Linked DNA regions of Homo sapiens: region 2 is linked to region 1. The links are chromatin contacts, found by Hi-C in ENCODE. All regions are on one chromosome and are shown on one strand. Each heading gives the region's core, a stretch centred on a gene start or an enhancer-like site at or near the end of the contact. The rest is flanking DNA. Distances are from core to core; before and after follow the strand shown. Region 1 has its middle 19 kb from the start of MIR3606. Region 2 has its middle 94 kb from the start of WDR75.

Region 1 (3,043 bases), core at 359-2,858:
TCCTTTAAGGAGACTAGGTTTATTAACCATCTTATAGTCTGGGAATTGAAGAAAGTCTTGAGGCCTGTGTGGTTGCTGATCTGAGGTCTCTTTTACCTGAACTAAATATATTTGTCATTATTGTTTATAAAAGACATAAATGTGACTGTCCCAGACATCTCATCATTCTCATTATCAATCAGCCACCGACAACATTACTTCTGAATTATGCCATTTTATTTTTTCTACCATGACAGTCCTGCTATCTTGTACAATATCATTCTCACTTTGTTTCCGGCAGTCTAGAGTTGCCCTTTGTCCTCTGCAAGCTCGGATCCTGTCATCTCCATTGAATCAAGAAGCCTATTTCAGCTAGATTTTTTTCTACTTCCTTCTTCAGACTACAGACACACAAGGAGATTATTCAAAGGTGCCGGCATGCAGGCCACCACGTGTTTCTCAAAACCGTACTGGTCCACCTTGAGAATATACTCAGAAGGTGAATGGTTGTATCACATATGATAAATTCATTCCAATATTTCTATCTTCTTAAGTTTCTGAATTACATTCTCCACCTGTCAGAAAGTTTGTAATGTCTCAAATTCATTCAGTTTGGGCAACCTCTGAGGCCTGAGTTCAGTTCAACCATGTTAATAATTATAATGTTCCTATAACTCTTTGTTACATTCATATATTGATACATTTTATCCAAATTTCACTGTTCTTTTTTGTCTAGTATCTCAAAATCCACTCCTACACACGTTTCTCAGATTTTAAACAATATAAATTAGTTAAATCCTTCCATTCTTTTTATGTGTAAACCTCCTCCTGAGATTGACCTTTAAATTGCTACCCCCTGAGGCATTCTGGGATCTGACTTCAGTTACAAATCTGGAGACAATAAGCAGTGGTGAGAATGAGGTCTGAAGAGAATTGGCTTTTTCTTGTAGTCAGCTTGCATTTTCAGAATGGGGGAACAATTACCAGGCAAGGAATGCAGATCCCATTTCAGATGTCTAAAGAAACTTAATGTGAAACTGGAATGTTTAAAGAGAATTCTTCCATAAACCCCATTTAAATTTCCAGGGTCTTGCTGTTTCCCAATTATAGAGAATCAAATAGAGAATTGGAAAATCCATTTAGATTTATGTTGAAGTCTGGTGATCTGCAGAATTAAGATTTGTATTTGGTTTTTAGTATCTCAAACCTTTGGCAAAAATATGAATTTTTTTTCTTTTTTTCCAGAAAGATAGTATGCTTTTATTTTAGCATAGTCAGGGAAAGGGCATAGATTTTCTTCTGTGTCTTAAATCAAGAAGTTAGGGATTTGAACTTGTCATTCTCTTTCTGTTCATCACCATTCACAGCAGCCACATTCACATGCAGTCCTGCAATTTCTCATGAAATTCAAACATACTGTTGTGTAGTAGAGGCCACTTATCTCCTTAAGCCTTGTCTTTAAAGTGCAAATCACTCAATGTAATCATAAATGATTAATCCTATTTCCATGGACTTCCAAATTCTCATTCCCGGATACAAGCTGGATTTTCTATTTTTACCCCTAACTAGTACAAACATTTGATCTCAGAGTCTTTCCATTTGCTTGCATTTCTGCTTCCTGCCAGCCCTGCTGTTACCAATTGCTGGCCTAGTCAGGCTTAGTTGTAAACAATCTAAACCAACTTTAGCTCACTGAAGTAAAAATGTAATTTATGGATTTTTATCTGAAATTCAGAGGAATTCAGAGAAAGCTATAGAATCCAGGTGCATAAAATCAACAAAAAATGAAGTGAATGCTGACATTCAGAGCCATCTTCAAAATCATACCCTAAAAGCAACCTGGCAAAGCCATCATAAACACAAGACACTGGATGCCATTTCTGGCACTGTTGGCCATGCTTCTTTTGATATCTGGCGGTTGCTGCCCCAACTATAGCTGTGATCACCACCAAACTGGATTTTTAATTCTTTTTACTTCTTTGCATCACTATTGTTGGTAGGTGGAATAATGCTCCCTCAAATATGTTCATACCCTAATCCCCAGAGCCAGTAAATATATTACATTTTTTGGCAAGGCAAGGAGCAATTAAGGTTGCAGCAGGCATTAAGGTTGCTTACCAACTGACCTTGAAATGGGGAGAGTAGCTTGGAGTATCCATTTGGGCCCAGTGCAATCATTTGGTTCCTTAAAAGTGAAATAGGAAGACAGAAGAGCCAATGTCAGAATGAGACAACGTGAGAAAGACTTGACCAAATATTTCTGGCTTTGATGTTGGAACTGGCTCATGAACCAAGGAAGCTGGGCAGCCTCTAGAAGCTGGAAAAGGGAACACACAGTTTCTCCCTAGTGTCTCTAGAAAGGAAGACAACCTTGTTTGACACTTGCATTTGAGTCCAGTAAGACTCAGTTTAGACTTTTGATGTTCAGAAGTGTAAGACAAGAAATCTGTGTGGTTTTAAGTCACTAAATTTATGGTAACTTGCTACAGCAGTAATATGAAGTGAATACAATTATCCCCAGATTGAGACCTTCAGGTGTGTGTCTCTGATTTGCCAAGCTCAGGTCACATGGCCACTTGCCTACACCCTAACTCAAGACAGGTTAGGAAAGCAACTGTCTATGGCCTCTAACCTCAACCAAGACTCATCTAACTGTAACTTCCCTGCAATGAGATAGGGCTTTAGATACTTGGTAGCAAATAAATAAACAAATAGGCAAACAAGTAATTTTAACTCGTGTGTTCATTAAACTGAGTATTGGGATCAATAACACACAATAAGTTAGAGCTATATATAATGAAATGAACTACTCTCTGTGATACATTAAGTTACAAATACAGGAGGCAGAACATTGTGTTCCAGATATCTTTCTTGGTCTAAAATAAAACTCCAAGTATCTAATTTATTAATTCATACTATTGATTTGAGTTCTGTCTCTCTCTCTCTATACATATATATATATATATATATATATATATATATATATTTGTGTGTGTGTGTATACATATATGTATGTGTATATATATGTATATGTAGGAAGACAGAGATACATATGCATATATAT
Region 2 (2,940 bases), core at 362-2,861, 330 kb before region 1:
TGCCCTGAGACTCCTCCCCTGCCCTTTATGTTTATGTAGGCCAGCCAAATTTCATGTCTGAACCTTTATCCTTTCTTTAGGTAGGTATACAGATGTATTAAGGAATCATCTGACAAGACACAATTATGTTATAATATAGCTTTTGTGTTTTGAGAGGGCTAGGGGATGTGATCCAAAATATGAGAAGTTTTTATTTATAATGGAGAATGTTGGGAGATTATGTTAGTAATTGGGTCCAGCTATGTTATACAGCTTTGAAAAAATTATTTAATTTTTCTGAGGCTTGGTTTTCTTGTCTTTAAAATGTTGTGAAGATTAGAAATAATGTTCTTAGAGCATCTTGCACAGCTAAAATACAGTAGGCACTAAAAATGATGGCTGGTAACAGAATCTACAGCTAAAGAAAAAGTAATAAATTGTCTTGTTTGTGAATTGATATCTGTGTGATGTGCATGCAGCTGCTCACATTTATGTTGTCCACAGCAGACCCTGCCAATTAGTCAGCACTCTTTTCCATGGAGTCTGGGTGCAGCTTATGAGTTACAGCAATTAACTCATAGGCAACTATTGCCAGTTAACCCAAGAAGGGAAATGAGTTGCATCCCATTTTTTCATCCCTCATATAGCCTCATCCTTTCATTTTACAGAAGAGAAAACTAAGGCTCAGAGAAGTTATGTAATTTCCTCAAGATGACACATTGAGGCATGGTCAGAACCTTGTACTAGAAGTCATAACTCTTACTTCAGTTCTCCATCAGCTGAAACATCTGTCTGTTTTGTTCATCTTATTTCATAACTAGAACGTGTACTAGCCAGAACTCTTAATTCAGTTCTCCATCAGCTGAAACATCTGTCTCTTTTGTTCATCTTCTTTCATAACTGGGGTAGAGATTCATATAATTTGCCATTTTTTTTCTAGAGCAAATAAATTAACTCATGATTTTCTTGAGGTAATATTTGTGGGTTCATATAAATGAGCCACACTGACCACTTTACACTGGTGATAATATGTTTTTTTAAATATCAAAAATATATTTTTGATTCAAACCTTATGTTCTCTTGCCTTTCAGAAAGGAAAAAGGAAGAAGCAGAGGGTCAGCAGATGTTGAAAGAGGTATAATCAAGGTAAACACTTAGCTAGGAAGTGGTTTCCTAAGCAAGGGTTGCTCTAAAAATTTCCCACATACCCTCCTTTGGTTGTTGGACTTTTATTTTTTTTTTCTGGTCTAAATATTATGCTGTAAATTTTGGGTTGGAATCTACTGAAGCTGGCAACAGTTAAATTAATCCTTCTTTTCACTGAAAACATGCTTATGCTTGCTAACAACTGCAAGATTAATTGGGACTTACTTAGCCAAAGGAAAAACAGGATGTGAAAAGACAATGTGAAGTTTCTGTCTCGTCACTTACTCCCTCTGTCCCTACTGTTTTTGTTTGTTTTAGTTACATTTTCAAACATTCTCTCATTTTCCCATGTTCTGTGTTCACCTTAGAAAATCTTCTAATAGCACAGATGACAAACAGGAGTTCCAGAAATGCTGACTCATCACAGCAGAAGGCCAGTGGTTTGGCAGGAATCTTAACTTGCAAATGTCAAGACTGGCCCTTTTAAAAATAAGTCCATGGCAGCAGATGTCACTATTGGTCTATCTTAACTCTGGGGCACTTGTTGACAAAGCAAATGCCATGAGCCTAGAAGCCCAGTAATCATAGATTTTAGACATTTCATGATGACTTGTGGCACCAATATAATGGTCAATTTCTCATACCTGAAACCTAATTTAATTATATAGAACTTTTAATATTATGATTATTGTATTTTAACATTAGTGTCATTTTTCCTTTTTTAACATAAATCTTTTCCATGAAGTCCATATTTTTTTCTTACCTCCCTCTTTCTGCTTTCTGTTCCTAATCATGGGACAACTTTCTCTTTTCTGCTTATATGTGCTTATTTGTTCATGTAAGCGTCCCCATAATTCTCATGTTTTGCAAGATACTTTCTTCAATGTTAATTTTTGTGCTATTAACTACAATGCAATTAACCTTTACTTTTCTTAAAAAGCAAAGTTGTGCAAGTAATTTGCCTGCTGTCTCTCAGCAACGTGTCCTCCTTTTTTGACACTAGTTTGTAATGCTAGGGCTGTGACTTTGCAGATTTCATACCTCTGATTCCCTTGGCAGCTTTTTGAAAGTATTGGAGTGAGACTTGAAGTTATTGAGGAATGGGGATTGGAAGAGGAGACAAGACTTCCTTCCTGTTTTAAAATTTGTTTTATTCTTGCTGGCTTCAACTCTAAAATGGCAGTTCTCCTAAGCGTTAGTTGGTGGCCTCCATTGTGGAAGTGGCTCCAGCCTCCAGTTCCTGTTGGCACTTCCAGAAATGCCTGAACATTTCCCTCAGAGAGCCAGCAGCAGCCAACCCAAGCCTCTTCCTTAGAGCACCAGGTCTGGTGGCTCCTCCTCCTGTTATCCCCATCTTTTCCCATTTATTTCCCTAACCTCAGGCATTGTAGCTACTTCCTGAGTTACCTTTATGTGACTTTACTTATTCAACCTTCTGACACCTGTGAAACCAGTTTCTTCCATTAAATCCTCTCTGTTGGAAACAATTTGGTTTCTGTTTTCTAAACTTGTCTAATATATCTGTACATAGTCATATATATTTTAAATTATATGTAATGTTAAAAATAGTAAAAGCAAATAAATTAATTCCATTGTGTTTCTGATTTATATTTTAAAAATGCTTTTTTGATTTGGGCTTTTAGCATGTCATATATATGTGACGATTTTGATGGCTTGATATGGAGTATATCTTATGAAATGTATACATAGCTCCAAATGTCACCAAAGCAAAAATTGGTATGAACATTGATAGTAATTTTTCCTTGCAAAAGGATCTTATCCTGGAGTTCCAGTTAGGTTTTACAATTACTGAAA

The links. Hi-C counts contacts between places; a loop is a spot of excess contacts on that map. Pooled maps may share reads with other maps.
Region 2: a map of IMR-90 shows a loop between it and region 1 (3-fold over the local background). The contact joins two enhancer-like sites. A Hi-C loop is called at or near these places in 2 of 168 maps with a recorded cell type or tissue (IMR-90 and chondrocyte) and 3 of 50 pooled maps.

Annotation. Positions count from the first base shown.
Region 1 is chr2:189,013,411-189,016,453 of GRCh38, reverse strand. No RefSeq gene overlaps it. Among named protein-coding and RNA genes, the nearest start is that of MIR3606, 19 kb to the right of the region's middle. Within about 2 kb of position 1,608, at least 3 of the 41 ENCODE cell types and tissues checked have a DNase peak (open chromatin) inside an H3K27ac peak, as active enhancers do.
Region 2 is chr2:189,346,327-189,349,266 of GRCh38, reverse strand. It overlaps a transcript of COL5A2 not described here. Among named protein-coding and RNA genes, the nearest start is that of WDR75, 94 kb to the left of the region's middle. Within about 2 kb of position 1,611, at least 6 of the 41 ENCODE cell types and tissues checked have a DNase peak (open chromatin) inside an H3K27ac peak, as active enhancers do.